Linked DNA regions of Homo sapiens: all the other regions are linked to region 2. A link is an interaction called in ENCODE POLR2A ChIA-PET data of the cell type or tissue named here. Cell type or tissue: GM12878. All regions are shown on one strand. Each heading gives the region's core, and the rest is flanking DNA. Links, peaks and the distances in the headings are about the cores only.

The links. ChIA-PET counts read pairs that join two places held together with the same protein. Peaks named below come from ENCODE experiments on the same cell type or tissue, not always from the same donor. Only the 100,000 strongest peaks of a DNase experiment are listed, where the experiment ranks them.
Region 1: POLR2A ChIA-PET joins it to region 2 with 6 read pairs; 4 of 35 experiments call an interaction of 5 or more read pairs at or near these places.
Region 3: POLR2A ChIA-PET joins it to region 2 with 5 read pairs; 7 of 35 experiments call an interaction of 5 or more read pairs at or near these places.

The regions. Positions count from the first base shown.
Region 1 is chr1:236,499,770-236,505,326 of GRCh38, reverse strand. No RefSeq gene overlaps it. Among named protein-coding and RNA genes, the nearest start is that of LGALS8, 21 kb to the left of the region's middle. RefSeq lists an enhancer at 1,864-2,158. In GM12878, for the core only: no CTCF peak of the experiment used is centred there; no DNase peak of the experiment used is centred there; H3K27me3 peaks cover 259 bases.
Region 2 is chr1:236,153,919-236,159,475 of GRCh38, reverse strand. All of the region lies in intron 1 of GPR137B (G protein-coupled receptor 137B), which reads right to left. Among named protein-coding and RNA genes, the nearest start is that of GPR137B, 14 kb to the right of the region's middle. RefSeq lists a silencer at 856-905 and enhancers at 2,585-2,694, 2,895-2,954. In GM12878, for the core only: a CTCF peak has its summit at 1,392 (motif pointing left); a DNase peak (open chromatin) is centred at 2,605; H3K4me3 peaks cover 1,117 bases; H3K27ac peaks cover 3,631 bases.
Region 3 is chr1:236,286,454-236,292,010 of GRCh38, reverse strand. It overlaps the pseudogene LOC100130485. Among named protein-coding and RNA genes, the nearest start is that of ERO1B, 7.3 kb to the right of the region's middle. RefSeq lists a silencer at 1,464-1,702. In GM12878, for the core only: no CTCF peak of the experiment used is centred there; no DNase peak of the experiment used is centred there.

The DNA.
Region 1 (5,557 bases), core at 422-5,421, 350 kb before region 2:
TCAGCAAAAAGGAATGTAGTAGGAGAGCAGGGTGATAATAAGGAGAAGGTCAGCAACGAACATGTGAGCAACAGAATCTACGTCATAATTAAGTTCAAGGGAAGTTACTATGACTGGACGTGCACGTAAGCCAGATTTATGTTTCTCTCCACCCAAACATCTCGGTGGAGTAAAGAATAACAAGGCAGCATTGCTGCAAACATGTCTCGCCTCCCGCCATAGGGCGGTTTTTCTCCTATCTCAGAATTGAACAAATGTACAATCGGGTTTTATACCAAGACATTCAGTTCCCAGGGGCAGGCAGGAGACAGTGGCCTTCCTCTATCTCAACTGCAAGAGGCTTTCCTCTTTGACTAATCCACCTCGGCACAGACCCTTTACAGGTGTTGGGCTGGGGGATGGTCAGGTCTTTCTCATCCCACGAGGCCATATTTCAGACTACCACATGGGGAGAAACCTTGGACAACACCCCGCTTTCCAGGGCAGAGGTCCCTGCGGCTTTCCACAGTGCCTTGTGCCCCTGGTTTATTGAGACTAGAGAATGGCGATGACTTTTACCAAGTATACTGCTTGCAAACATTTTGTTAACAAGGCACGTCCTGCACAGCCCTAGATCCCTTAAACCTTGATTTCATACAACATATATTTTTGTGAGCTCCAGGTTGGGTCAAAGTAGTTGGGTCAAAGTGGCTGGGGCAAAGCTACAAATTAACAACATCTCAGCAAAGCAATTGTTTAAAGTACAGGTCTTTTTCAAAATGGAGTCTCTTATGTCTTCTGTTTCTACATAGACACAGTAACAGTCTGATCTCTCTTTCTTTTCGCTACAAAGATGGGCATCGTTTTTTTTAAAGAACATCATCTTTTCTAGGTCTTACAAATATTTACTCTGAACTTTTCAATTCTTGTAATGTAGGAGTAGTCTGGTTTTAGAAAAATCATGTAATCATAGCAGTATTTCAAGGTCCCTCAAAGCATGTGGAAATGCCTTCCACAAAAGTACTACATACACCTTTAGTTGGTGAAGCTGTGGGTGATGAAAGATATGTGGCTTGTTCTTTAAAATTTATATGTTTCAGCGGCTCATTTGTAACTGCATCAATAAGGTAGCTTATATAACCATTTATTTTATTTTATTTTATTTTATTTTTTTGAGATTGTGAGATGGAGTTTTGCTCTTGTTGCCCAGGCTGGAGTGCAGTGGTGCCATCTCAGCTCACTGCAACCTCCACCTCCTGGGTTCAAGTGATTCTCCTGCCTCAGCCTCCTGAGTACCTGGTATTACAGGAATGCACCACCACGCCCGGCTAATTTTTTGCATTTTTAGTAGAGACGGAGGTTCACCATGTTGGCCAGGCTGGTCTCGAACTGCTGACCTCAGGTAATTCACCCACCTCAGCCTCCCAAAGTGCTGGGATTACAGGCATGAGCTACCGTGCCCAGCCTATATAATTGTTTTAAAGAAACAACTGTTTTCCTGTAATCCCAGCACTTTGGGAGGCAGAGGTGGGTGGATTACCTGATGTCAGGAGTTCGAGACCAGCCTGACCAACATGGACCAAACTCGGCAACAAGAGCAAAACTCTGTCTCAAACAAACAAACAAACAAAACAACAAACAAACACTGTTTTCTTCAAAACAATAGTATGAAATCAAGTAGCTGTTTAAGAACTTTTAGTATTTCAGACCATGGAACAAAAATTTGAGACCACGACCATGGGCAGTTCTAGTGTCCCTGTCATTCCAAGCGTCTTCTTCCTACGCGGTCCTGTTGCGTTTGGCATTTTGCGGTGCTCTCTCTAGGCTTTTGCTGAGTGCTATGGGAGTGTGGGGCCTGGGACAGAGACTAGCCCTTGGGGAGCTGGCCCAGGCATCCCAGGGGAGGGGGAAACCCCAGTCGAAACATAACATTCCTGTGACCTGGAGATCCTGCCATAAAGCAATCTAAAGTGACCTCCGGAAAGAGGAAGTGGGTGCGCGGAAGGATGTGAGCTGGCGAAGCAGCCTGCCTTCTCCGTGGGAAGCCAGCATTCACTGCTCAGCTTTTTTTCTTCCCCGAAGCTCCAAAGGCTGAGCTTGTTTGTTTGCTTTTCTCAATCTGCCACCTACGTTGCACCCACAATCCTCTGTGGAATGCAGTCGGTCCAGGGCTCCCTCCAGCTTTCTGCCCATCCCACACTCCCACCCAAGCCCCCCACCTCCACCCCTCAAGCATACAGATCCTCATCTTTTTATTTCTTCCTCCTTCCCTCCCTCTCTCCCTCCTTCATTCCCTCCCTCTGTCCCCCTTCTTTCTTTCTTCTTCCTTTCCTCCCCTCCCACCTTCCTTCCTTCCTTTCTCTCTTTCTTTTCTTTCTTCTTTTCTTTTCTTTCTTTCATTTCTTCTTTCTTTCCCTTTTTCTGTTTTTCTTTTCTTTTTTCTTTTTCTCTCCTTTCTTTCTCTTTCTCTTTCTTCTTTCTTTCTTCTTTCTTTTTTCACTCAGCTCACTCTAGGGAAACAGACAGGAAAAATAACAAGCAAAGGTGAAATTATAAACATTCCAGAAGTCTTACAGTGTCCTCATGACTGTCATTTCCAAACGTGTGCTCTTCACACACATTTGCCAGACTCCCGGGTTGGAATGCTGGTTTCACCACCTGCTAGTAACAGGGCCTTAGGCAAGCAACTTACTCTTTCTGTGCCTCAGTTTTCCCACCTCTAAAGTGGGGATAAGAAGAGGACTTACCTCATAAAGGTAAGGTCTAAATGAGTTAACATATGGAACATATGTAAAAATGTGGAGTAACTCCCATGGGAGAACATTAACTATTATTGCTTTTAAAATTCTGGAAATCCCACAGCCTTTTTGGTTTGAATATGACTTTTACTCCCGAGGAACCAAGTAGAACAATAGATAGGAATTACTTAAGTGCCATAATACTTGGATCTCAGAGATACCCCAGAATATCTTCCATAGTAACAGAAAGTCAAGGTAGGTTCTACCTTGACCTAACATTACTCTTTTTCTTTTCTTTTTGAGACTGGGTCTTGCTCTGTCACCCAGGCTGGAGTGCAGGGGCATGGTCAGAGCTCACTGCAGCCTCAACCTCCTGGGCTCAAGTGATCCTCCCACATCAGTCACCCAACCCAAGTAGCTGGGACTACAGGCCCATGCCCCCATGCCTGGCTAATTTTTAATTTTTTGTAAAGACAGGATTTCACTATATTGCCCAGGCTGGTCTTGAACTCCTGAATTCAAAGATCTTTCTGACTCAGCCTCCCAAAGCGCTGGGATTACAGGCATGTGCCAGGACGCCCCGCCTCATTTTCGCTGTATTTTATCTAGGTCTTTCCCAGTAAAATTTGATACCTTAAGAGAAAACCATCCATAGGGGTGGCAGGCAGTGGAAACGTAGTTTTTGACTCAAGTTATACAACATAGGTAATTGTTATCCCAACCAATTACGGGGATTTACACGGACATTTAAGCTAGCTCTAGAAATGGACACTAGATTGCTCAGGTGAAAGCAGTCTTACATTTTAAAGACTCATGGCATTTAACCTCTCTAGATGTTTTGCAAAGTATTTCTTCATCCCTGTGCCAATTGTTCTGTTTTGTAATATGGAGAATAAAAAAATACAACTTCACATGAGTAGGTCTCTGAATTAATTTTTTTTTTTTTTTTGAGACAGAGTCTTGCCCTGTCGCCCAAGCTGGAGTGCAATGGCACAATCTCAGCTCACTGCAACTTCCACCTCCCGGGTTCAAGCGATTCTCCTCCCTCAGCCTCCCGAGTAGCTGGGATTACAGGCGCCCGCCACCACACCCGGCTAATTTTTGTACTTTTAGTAGAGACGGGGTTTCACCATGTTGGCCAGGCTAGTCTTGAACCCTTGACCTCAGGTGATCCACCTACCTCGGCCTCCCGAAGTGTTGGGATTACAGGCGTGAGCCACTGTGCCCGGCCAAATTACTTTGATTAAAAGAAAAATATTAGACAAATTAAATGAACAGAGTTTAATTGAGCAAGGAATGATTCATGAATTGGGCAGCCCCTGAAACAGAATAGTTTCACAGTGGCTCCAGCACAGCCACGTGGTGGAAGATTTATGGACAGAAAAGGGAAAGTGATGGACAGAAAATGGAAGCAAGGTACAGAAATGGCTGGACTGGTTAGAGCTCAGCATCTGCCTTATTTTAACCTGGTTTGAACAGTTGGCTGCCTTTGATTGACCAAAACTCAGTGACTGGCCCAAGAGTAGGTTATAGTCTGTTTACGCATCCAGTTAGGTTACAGTTCACTATGTGCAGGGAAACCTTTAGACTGAACTTAAAATATGTAAGGGGGTAGCTTTAGGCTAAACTTAATTTAACAGTTTATTTATTTGAGATGGAGTCTCGCTCTGTCTTCTAGGCTGGAGTGCAATGGCGCAATCTCGGCTCACTGCAACCTCTGTCTCCTGGGTTCAAGCAATCCTCCTGCCCCAGCCTCCTGAGTAGCTGGGATTACAGGTGCGCCACCATGCCCAGCTAATTTTTATTTTTTTAGTAGAAATGGGATTTCACCATATTGATCAGGCTAGTCTCGAACTCCTGACCTCAGGTGATCCACTCACTTCGGCCTCCCAAGGTGCTGGGATTATGGGCATGAGCCACTGCATCCAGCCATAACAGTTTATTATGTAACAATTTATCAGTAGTGCTGTCTCAAAAACATTATCGACATACAGCTACGTAGAGCTACTACTCAGGTCTTGACTTAAACAGAGCTAAGAATATTCTTGCCTTCATTCAACCTTATTAAGTCCTTTTTTTTTTCTTAAATTTTATTTCCTTTCTTCTCCTTCTTCTTCTTCTTTTTTTTTTTCTTTTTTTTTTATAAACAGGGTCTCGCTCTGTTGCTCAGGCTGGAGTCCTGGGTTTAAGCGATCCTCTTGCCTCAGCCTCTCGAGTAGCTGGGACTACAGTTGCATGCCTACCTTACATTTTTATTTTTGGTAGAAATGGGATCTCACGTTTTTGCTCAGGCTGGTCTCGAACTCCTGGCCTCAAGTGATCCTCCTGCCTCAGCCTTGGCTTCCCAAAGTGCTGAGATTATAGGCATGAACCACAGGGCCTGGCCGTAAACTCCTTTTTTCTGATGAAAGTATCTTCATTGTAGATACTTGGAGGTATAACTTTGAATATTCCCTCGGTAATTCTCTGACCTAAGGCCTTCATAATTTTATTTTGTTTTAATTTTTATTTATTTATCTATTTTTTGAAGATAGAGTCTTGCTCTGTCACCCAGGCTAGAGTGCAATGGCGCAATCTCCACTCACTGCAACCTCCACCTCCTGGGTTCAAGTGATTCTCCTGTCTCAACCTCCTGAGTAGCTGGGATTACAGGTGTGCACCACCACGCCCAGTTAATTTTTGTATTTTTTAGTAGAGTCAGGGTTTTGCCTTGTTGGCCAGGCTAGTCTCAAACTCCCAGCCTCAAGCGATCCACCTGCCTTGGCTGCCCAAAGTGCTGGGATTACAAGCGTGAGCCACTACACCAGACCAGGCCTTCATAATTTTATAAAATGTATTCT
Region 2 (5,557 bases), core at 367-5,366:
ATCAGGCTGGTCTTGAACTCCTGATCTCGTGATCCGCCTGCCTCGGCCTCCCAAAGTGCTGGGATTACAGGCATGAGCCACCCCGCCAAGCCTATTTTTTCAACTACTAACTCAAGTTGACATTTGCTGTCTTACAATCTTTCTGTTTGTTTGTTTGTTTTTAAGAGGCGGGGTCTTGCTGTCACCCAGGCTGGAGTGCAGTGGTGCCATCATAGCTCATTGCAGCCTCCATCTTCCTGGGCTCCAGGAATCCTCCTGCCTTAACTTCCTGAGTAGCTGAGACTATGTACAGGTGCAGCCCAAATGCCTGGCTAATTTGTCTTATTTTTTAGAGATGATGTCTCCCTACATTGCCCAGGCTGGTCTTGAACTCCTAGACTCAAGTGATCCTCCCATCTCGGCCTCCTGAGTAGCTGGGTTACAATCATTTTTACTAATGTCTTAGTGGTGTTTCTGGCAGAAATGTCCCCTGCTATTCTTTGTGGGTATGACAGTGTCTCCTGTGCAGTCAGCAGAACTCAACAGAAGTCACCTCTGATGTCCCTGGAGGCAGTGTCTCTGATGTACCAACAAAGCACTATGCTTCCAACCTGCGCTTGATTCAGAATCTCTGCAGCCATTTTACTTTATAAATCCTCTCCCCTAAGCCAGGACCCACATCTGGACACCCTAGTGTCTCCACTTCTGTGCCACCACTCTCTGGACACTTCATAATCCCCCTATCCTTAAAAGGGGGTGCATCCTGATCCTAGCTGCCTGTGGGCTGAGACTCCTGAGGAGACCCTCGCAGTAACTGAGGGGGACTGAAACTCTTAGTGCACCAAGCACAGACTCCTGACTAAAGAAACCAGTCTCTATCACACACGCTGGTTCAAAACGTATGTATGCAAATTCATCTGAAAATGTTACAAATGCATGGCAGGTTGAAACTTTATATTATAAAATAATTTATGTATATACAAAGAAATAACAGCAAATACTCATGCACCCAGCACTCCATCCTTAATACTTTGCCACGTTTGCTCCAGCTATGTTTTGTTTGTTTGTTTCTGAGACAGAGTTTCACTTTTGTTGCCTAGGCTGGAGCGCAGTGGTGCCATCTCGGCTCACTGCAACCTTGTCTCCCGGGTTCAAGCGATTCTCGTGCCTCAGCCTCCCGAGTAGCTGGGATTATAGGCACGTGCAACCACACCCGGCAAATCTTTGTATTTTTAGTAGAGACAGGGGTTTCACCATTTTGGCCAGGTTGGTCTTGAACTCCTGACCTCAGGTGATCCACCCACCTCAGCCTCTCAAAGTGTTGGGATTACAGGCATAAGCCACCATGCCCAGCCCCAGCTGTGGTTTAATAAATAAAAATGACACAGCTGGAGCTCCCAGCCTGCCCCCTCCTGGTGCCATTTGCTCCCAGGAAAGTAATCACTATCCTGAATTTGGTGTTTTTATGGCTAGGCAGGCTTTCACTAGGTAAATCTGGATTCGTGAAAGATACAGAGTACCGTCCAGTATGGTTTTGCACTTTATATGAATGCATTAATACCTTCCATAACCTTCTGCAGTTTGTTTATTCCCTCATGACTATGTGTTTGGAAGGTATCTATGTTGATACACACAGTTCTAGCTCATGCATCTTCACTAAGGCACAGTGCAGTTGGCCCCTGGGCAGCATGGGTTTGAACTGCATGGGCGCATCTATACATGGATTTTTTTCAACTGAATGGGAATCAAAACTACGATGTTCTCAGGACGTAAAACCTGAATATAAGGAGGACCAACTCTTTGTACATGCAGGTTCTACAGGGATGTGAGTATGTGGGGCTCTGAGCATACTTGGGGGTCCTGGAACCAGTCCCCCACATATACTGACAGACGACGCTACTCCTATATAACAGGCCACAACCGGTAGCCCTCTCTGACAGAGGGACACAGAAGGATGGCTAAGTGTGTGGAATCGGGCCGGGCACAGTGGCTCACGCCTGTAATCCCAGCACTTTGGGAGGTGGGGGAGGCGGATCATGAGGTCAGGAGATCAAGACCATCCTGGCTAACACGGTGAAACCCTGTCTCTACTAAAAATACAAAAAATTAGCCGGGCGTGGTGGCGGGCGCCTGTAGTCCCAGCCACTGGGGAGACTGAGGCAGGAGAATGGCGTGAACCAGGAGGCGGAGCTTGCAGTGAGCAGAGATCGCGCCACTGCACTCCAGCCTGGGCGACTGAGCGGGACTCCGTCTCAAAAAAAAAAAAAAAAGTGTGGAATCTGGAGCTGGCTTACCTGGGGTTGAATCCTGGCTCTACCAATTATCAGCTGTGTGGCCTTGGAAAAGTCACCTGCCTGCTCTGTGCCTCAAGTACCTCACCTGTAAAATGAGACTAATAACACCAGCCACCAGGTTTTCCTAAGCATTTGGTGAATTAATAGACATGTAGAGCACCTGGACAAATGCCTGCCGCCTAGTAAGTACCACGTGGGTGGCTGCAACCCCTGCTGTTGGTATTATTAGTCCTCATCTATGTTCGCAAACCATGATTCTAAACGCACAGCTACTAAACTGTGACCACAGATGCTATCCTAACCATAAAAGGAACTTTCATACTGAAAAAGGTTAAGAACCACTGACGCATTCGATATTTGCTCTCCTGGTCCCTCTGCGCTACCCACTTCCTGATATATTGGGGAAATTATGCAAACCCCAGGGCCCTGGTCTCCCCAGGCAACAGTCATTAGTCAGCTGCTTCAGTCTGTTCCCACATGCTGAGCATCCTCACTCAGCAGAGCAGGGTGACAAGACAGTCGGTCCCCGAAATCCAGACACCGGAGTTCTCCTTTCTGCAGGGTTCCCGGAAGACACACAAGGCGGCTCTGCGGCGGGGAGGGGATCTGCATTTGAGGCTCAGTCTCCAAGACAGTGCGAGCAAGGGCGGGGCCTCTATGCCTGCGTTAGGATGTTCTTTTCTTCCAAACGTCAGCTGTGGGCTATAGGTCCAGGGACTCAGGACCTGGATAACCACCACCACAGCCCCACTCATAGTCCTGTGTCCGTGGCAGTGAAGGTAACTGGCCAGAAAAGGCAAGCAAGCACGCTGTCCATGCCATAAAGTTCTGGGAGGCGGTGGCCTGAAGCCAAGGTGTGCCTGGTCTGTGTCCCAGGCTGGCCAGGTGTGAGAGGGGTCACTGGAATACATGGTCAGGTGTTCACCGCATCACCTCCCACCTTTGACTTTGGCAAGCATGTGGCCCAAGAAGCTGGTCCTGCCTGCTCCTGGCCTCGTGCTGGCCCTTGGAATGTGGGCCCCCCAGACTTCAGTGAGCTTCTTCCCACGTGATCAGAAGCCAACCATAATTGCTTCTCTGGATTTCCATAGACCTCGGAGCTCCCTGGATGTGTTTGCAGCCTTCTCCAGCCCTCCTGAGAGCTCCGCTGCATGGTCCTGTTTGGCTCACCTGGCGCCTATGATCCTTCCTCAGGTGTATGCATGTGTGTTTGCGCGCGCGCGTGTGTGTGCATGTGTGTGCGTTTGTGTATGTGTGTGCATGTTTGTGCATGTGCACCCCACAAGGCAGGAGCTCAGCTCCCACCCAGGATGTCCCTACCTTGGTCCTCACAAGGCATTCCTCATTTCATAAGTGATAATGGGATAACAGTCTTTACCTTTATAGATAAAGGGCATCTCCACTCACTGTCCCCCTTCCCAACAGCTCCTCTTCTCCTTCCTGTTCCCAGCAGCTCAGCTCTCCGGGCAGCAAGCACCTCTCCCCTCCTCCACCCCTCCATCGGCTCACGAGAGCCTCCCTGAGCCTCATAAACTGAGCTTCACTCCATCCAACGGCGCCAACACAGGCTGGCCACCCAGAAGGCAGAACTCAGGGTGGCCCTGAGCCCCCACATTGATAAGTCAGCCCAGCAGGCAGCCCGCGAGGAGACGGGACTCTAGAGAGCACACCTCCCACCCACACCCTTTGCGGCTCTCCAAGTCAACCTAAAGCCACACCAAACGCCGTCCTTCAGTCTCCCTGCTTTTCTGAATTGTCTCTTGTCCCCTGAGCACCTGGATTCAGGGGTGAGGCTGGTCAACCCTCAGGAACCTACTTTGTTGGTTCCTGGTTAGCTCCATCGACCTTTCTAGGCCTCAGTGTCTATCTGCGAGGTGAAAGCATTAGGACAAATATTCATTAAGCTGCTTCTACTTTGACAGCTCCATGACTTGAAGTTCCTTCCCAGGGACAGCCCGTGTCAGCCCGTGTCCTCCGCCCTGGAAGCCCCGCAGGAATAGCTGCGGCCCGGCCGCTTCAGCCACAGAAGCGCACGGACCTGCCCGCCTGCCCACTGCCTGGGTGGAGTCCGTCTCGGCATCAGTTCCGCACAGAGGTGGAGGCAAATAATTCTGACCTGCCTCCCTGGCAGGATTCTCTCTCTTTGGCCTTGGGAATGACAAGGGCTGTGGCCACACAAGGCCCTACCATCACTGTTATGTTTCTTAACTGCTTAACCACAAATTGCAGTTCACAGTTTACCAGCCAGGGCCCTGCCCCTAATTGTTCTAAATGTACTTAAGGAAGGTGACACATTAGAAGCACAGAGGATGCATTTCTCCCGGTGGCCAGCGCTGGCCCACTGGGCCCTATGGCAGGAGGGTCCCGGGCCACGTGCGGCAGTGTGCAGTGTCGTACCATCGTGCCCTGATCCTTGCTGGCAAACGATGCAAAAACTACAAAATAAATTCGCAGGGAAAGTACCCCAGTTTGTTTTTGCCCCTCCTCACAGAATAACTTTCTGCTTCAGAAGTGAGGAGAATTCTGAGGTTTTAGGATGCCCTGGGAACTCCTGCCCTTGCTGGACGTGTCTGGTATTAAATGACACTCCCTGTGTCCTGCCACCGAGAGAATGACCATCTGGCCTCCTCGAGGGGAAGCTATGTGGGTAACGGGGGAAGCTCCTCACTAGGGGTGGGGACTTGGTCTGCTCCTGACACTGTCCCAGCTCACTGGGGCCTTCGGGAACAGCAACCAGGATGGCAGAGGACACACCCACGTTCCTCCAGGAATACTGAAAAAAACTGGGACTAGCTGACCCCAAGCAGAGAGAACTCGGGGAAGACACAATATATGCTGTCAAAGCCGTGACAGGCCGTGTGTCCTCGGGGGACGGATGACGCGTGCTGTTCACAGCCCCAGGGCGCAGGGTGGGAGTTACCCAGCACCACCCTTCCATCCTCATGTTGGTCTGGACCCCACGATTCGCTGAGAACAAACCCAGGCAGACCAGAAATTCCAGCTTAACCTGGAGCAGGGCCCAGGAGGACACGGAGTCTGGGGGCTTCCACACACAAAACCCAAGACTAGCCAGGGGCCCAACTTGGTTGCCCCAGAATCTGGTTCTGGTGAGAATACACCTGCTATGTCAACCTAAACCTAAGCCTTCACCTCCCAGTGGCACCCAAGGAAGGGGCCCTAGGAGCAGGACCAGGGCAATGGTGGGTGGAAACCCAACAGCCCAAGTCACAGGTGACGACTTCCACCAAGAAGTTCCCTCCACAGCCATCCTGGCATCGCTTCAC
Region 3 (5,557 bases), core at 159-5,158, 130 kb before region 2:
CCTGGGTGACAGAGCGAGACTCCGTCTAAAAAAATAAAACATAAAAACCACCACCAGGAAGATCAGACTTTAAAACATCATTAAAACAGTATCTGGGCCAGGTGCAGTGGCTCATGCCTGTGATCCCAGCACTTTGGGAGGCTGAGGTAGGTGGATCACGAGGTCAGGAGTTCAAGAGCAGCCTGGCCAACATGGTGAAACCTCATCTCTACTAAAAATACAAAAATTAGCTGGGCGTGGTGGTGGGCACCTGTAATCCCAGTTACTTGGGAGGCTGAGGCAGAGAATTGCTTGAACCTGGGAGGCGGAGGTTGCAGTGAGCCGAGATCGCGCCAATGCACTCCAGCCTGGGCAACAAAGTGAGACTGTCTCAAACAAACAAACAAACAAACAACCAAAAAAACAGTATCTGAAAACTGGGGAGAAGATACTCCCAAATAATTATAATCTCTGAAATAATTGGACATTTTCTCTCTGTTTTCTGATTGTTTTATAACTTGGTGGCAATGCAGACTGGTGAAAATATTCCTAAGAAATAGCGAGATGATTTCATTGGATAACAGAATAGAAAGCAAATCCCTGGAATCACGGGAAAAAGGAGACACAAGAATGGCCTTTTTCATTCTTGGGGACTAGAACAATTTTCTCACGTAAGTTTACTGTGGTGGCTCATCGTGCTTCTGTGGGTGACTGTGGATGATCACAAACAAGAATTCCACTGGGATTCCAACCTTGAGAAGTATTAGGTAAGAGTCACTTTTAATGCCTTGCAGATTATACGATAAGCTTGTCTTTTCCAGAAAAAGAGCACAGTATATTTAAATACAATTCTATATGCAAGGCCATCCTGCTCAAGTAGAAGAAAAAGATCCCTGAAGAATGTGTATCTCTGAGAGATCATCAAAAGTCCCTAAATGGAACAATGGAAATTATATAAAGTAAAACCGGCAAGCAGATGATTCTGTTAAGGCTAAGTGGAATCCAAATCTAAGTCCAGATGTGGGCAAGTGTGAGAGAATAACACACAGGAGGTCAGGATCTTACCTCACTGAGGCTGCACAATAAAAACCGGACTCTCGGCTGGGTGTGGTGGCTAATGACTGTAATCCCAGCACTTTGGGAGGCCGAGGCAGGAGGATCATGAGGTCAAGAGATCAAGAGTATCCTGGCCAACATGGTGAAACCCCGTCCCTACTAAAAATACAAACATAAGCTGGGCGTGATGGTGTGTGCCTGTAATCCCAGCTACTCGGGAGGCTGAGGCAGGAGAATCGCTTGAACCCCGGAGGCAGAGGTTGCAGTGAGCTGAGATCATGCCACTGCACTCCAGCCTGGCGACAGAGCGAGACTCCATCTCAAAAAACAACACAACAACAACAAAACCAGACTCTCCTGGCAGGTGGGTGGGGAAGGGGGACAGTAAGGCAATGGCGGCAGAGAAGCAGCAGCAGCATAAGGCACAGACGACGCATCTGACTGTAATCCATGTACATACTCAACCGAACTAATGAAAAAGCAGCTGAATGTAGAGAAACTAAACTTATTGAGGCTCCCAATGACTTGGGGTACAGACCAACAGGAGGGAAGAACTTAGTACCAGCATAGAACCACCCACTGACCACCATGTCCAGCTGGGCTGTGCAGTCAGCCTTTTCCTATTTGCTGCCACCATCTCTATGACCTTGATCCTTTCTACTTCCTGTGATGTTCATGGTATTAGCTGTCACTGTGATTTACCCTGGACCCTATGTGGAATGGAGTGGATAAGGAGAGTGGGCAGAAGTCAAGTGGTCCCAATGTGCCTCACAATTCTGTGGTTATGTGAAGGCTTTTTTTTTTTTTTTTTGCATTATAGAAGTTATGTGGGGGGTGGAAATTGGTAGAATTATGTTTCTAGTTTTTCCAATTATTTAGATTCCTCATCACATATTAACTTCTAGCATAGTATCATGTTTGTTACAGAAAAGGTTTTATCCAAACTATATCACCATGTCAACTCCTTTAGAAATAGAATTAATTCTAACTGATTCAAGTTTATCAGCTTTAATGCTCTTAAGTGAAAATACTTGAGAATGACACAGCTGAGTAAATATTAAAGAAAAACAAGGAATACTTAAGGTAGCATAACTAATAACAAGCTGCAGGCCAGACAAGTTCTTTGATTTTAACAACTTTTAATCCCTATTAATTGTCAAAAGACAAGGCGAAGAAATCCCCTCAGTAAAATTCAGAAATCTAATCACCAAGCCAAAATTCCCCTATAACTATGTCACAGATGGAAATCCAGTTTTAAGAAACTGGCATGGTCAGTTGTTAACACACCAGTACCATCTACAAACACAGTTGTTTAAACACAACAGATTGCCATTACTCAGCAGGTTCAGTAATCACAATTCAGCTTGCTATTAGGAGAGAAAATTACTGGTGTTTTTAGTTTCCATCCCATTACCTTGACTTTTATTTAGAGCCATTCATCAACAATTTCCTCCTTCATTAGAAGTCACAAGTTAACCAAGCCATACGGTCATCAAAGAAACACAATACATTTGATGAGATCTTGAAAATGTAAATGCTTAGTGCAATTTTGTTAATTCACGACGTTTCTTAAGCATTACAGCAATCTATTCAAGATAATTCTCAAGCCTTTGCTTCAGAATCCATTAGCTATAGACATTTCAAGTACTTCTTGAGGCAAACTCCTGCAGTAATGGTTTCCAGCAATGGTCCTTCACCAGTCTGAGGAGTCTGTTACTCCCTCAATCTTTTTCATAGCCCCCAAATGCACCTCTGTTGTAAAAAAAAACTGTAATCCTTTGCTTTAATGGAAGACTGTCGGTTTCATTTTACTGCATTCTCCAGGAATATTCCTTTCTAACAAAGCCACTTCCCAGCCCTCCACAGGAAATGTTCAGGGGCCCCCACATTCAGGATTGGTTCTGAGATATTATCTCCTAAGATAAATTGAGATAGTAAACAATATCCAGTCAATGAACAAGTGTTTACTGACTACTGTTCTTAGGAACAGTAGCCACTAAAGAGAATACGGTACAAATAGATAGAGTCTACTAAAACTTTGCACTCTAGATGGGCTATAATACGCATACACAGTACACAGAAAAGCTAACTCTAATACAGAGTGGCAGATTGTTGGTGCTACGTGAATACTGTGTGTAGGAACTGCCATAGGACTCCACTGATTCACTCTGGACACAGAGATGAGACGATTAGCCATCCTTCCACAGAAAAGGGGAACATGGAGCGGGAAGAAGGGAAGGGAAGCATAGAAATAAAGAGATGAGGGGAATCACTTCTATTTGAGAGTAAAACAGAGTCCATCTGTAATAAATGTAAATCTGTTTTTGTTTTATTTTTTCTGTTCTTCTGGCTTCTCAACATCAATCTGTTTTTGTACACGGTGTCAGTGTGACTACATTTCCAATACAAATAAGGTTGATCTTGATCGAAACACTTTTTGAAGTGGCTTCGTTGTCTGGGGTAAATACCCAGGATTCGTCGTCTTGCGCCAGGAAGATTTAGGACAGGAACACACATGAGTTTAGGAGCAGAGGCTTAATAGGCAAAAGAAAGAGAAAGCAGAGTAGCTCTCTAGTGAGACAGAGGCTTCTGCAAGGAAAGACCGGTGGGTGATGGAGTGCGCTGGATTTTATAGTTCGGCTTGAGGAGGCGGTGTCTGATTTACATAAGGCCCACAGATTGGACGGATCAGGTGTTACATTTACATAGTGGGCGGGGAAAGGCTGGCTACCCCACCCTAATCTTATTATGCAAATGGCTTTCCACTTAACCAGGCCATCTTGCCTGCTCCTTTCTGACAAAGAAGAGGGAAGATGGGGCCGCTAATTTGAAGATGTCTAGTCCCAGGTGGCTTTTTTCCTACCGGTATGCACCCCTGCAAGCTTCCGGCTTGATTGTCTATGTCTGCAGCTCGATTTTGCAGGCTGCTCTTTGTTAGAAAATGATTTGGGGGCTGCTTTTCATTAAAAAGAAAAACCTTACTGAGGACTCCCATACCCTCACTATCTGCCTAAGTAGTTTCTTCTTAACTCCTCTGTCATTTTGACACTATCCGTTTGAAAAGGTGAAGCACACTGAGGTCATCCATGGTTGAGTCTGTTTGGCTTCGTTTCGTTTTGTTTAGTTTTAGGCTTTCCGCGGCCTGAAGCCATGGTTTTTAGTTTCTGTCTCTAGTGATAAGCAGAAAAAAGGGACGAGGAAGGGGCTCATTAAAAGAAAAACTTAGCCGAATTAAATTTAAAAGAGTTTGAGCAACGAACGATCGTGCAGCCCCCAGAATCACAGCAGATTCAGAGAGACTCCCGCGCAGCCACATCGTGGGAGATTTATGGACAGCAAAAGGAAACTGACCTACAGGAAATGGAAGTGAGGTACAGAAACAACTGGATTGGTTACAGCTTGGCGTTTGCCTTATTTTAACACGGTTCAAACAGTTGGCTACATTTCTTTGGCCAAAACTTAGTGACTGGCACAGGTGTGGGTCACCGTTGGTGTATACCTCCAGTTGTTATAGTTCGTGATGTATAGAAATACCTTTAGGCTGAAATTAAATATGTAAGGAAGCCGCTTGAGGCTAAACTTAATAGGCTTTAGTGGCTTAACCAGAAACAAAAACTAAGAGCCCATGACTGTATTCTCTGTCTCGGACACCCCTGCGACCCACTGTCATAATTGATCTTGGCCAAGTCAATTATATATTATCATTGCTTACAATGAGGGAATTGTGCTGATTGACATAGCTAGCCCTGATCCATCTCAGATTAGGAAATATAAGAGGCTCATAAATTCTTCCATTCGAAAAGTGTGGTCAGTTTTCGTGTAAGTCACTTCCAGGTAATTAGGTTCATCTAACCTCGGTGGTGATAGTAAATCATAAATTACATAAGCTACAATAGGCATACTGTTGCCATTTCTGGTCAGCCAGTGTCCTGACGCATGCTTTTTGGTGTATTACAATCAAGACATCTGTGGGAACTGCGGCCGGCTGGCTCAGTGAGGCACAGGCAGTGGGGGAAGATGGCAGTGGCCGTTCCACTGCAGGCGTGAACCCTGGAGCAGCTGCGCAGTAAGCACCTGCCCAAGAGGGACTTTATCAAGTTTCTGCAGGACCACAATTCAGATTCGTTTCTTGCAGAACATAAATTATTAGGAAACATTAAAAATGCAGGCAAGACAGCTAACAAGGACCATTTGGTTACAGCCTATAACCATCTTTTTGAAACTGAGTGTTTCAAGGGTATCAATACTGTAAGTGTTGCAAGTGAAAAATGTGAAGCTTAATGAAGATAAACCCAAATAAACCCAAAGTCTGGAGAGTCTCTGGCTGAGGGTCCACCAAAATATGCAAAATCTGTTCTAAAAACATGAGATAAGGCCAGGCGCATTTGCTTATGCTTGTAATCCCAGCACTTTGGGAGGCCGAGGCGGGTGGATCACCTGAGGTCAGGAGTTCAAGACCAGCCTGACCCACATAGAGAAACCCTGTCTCTGCTAAAAATACAAAATTTGCCAGGCAAGGTAG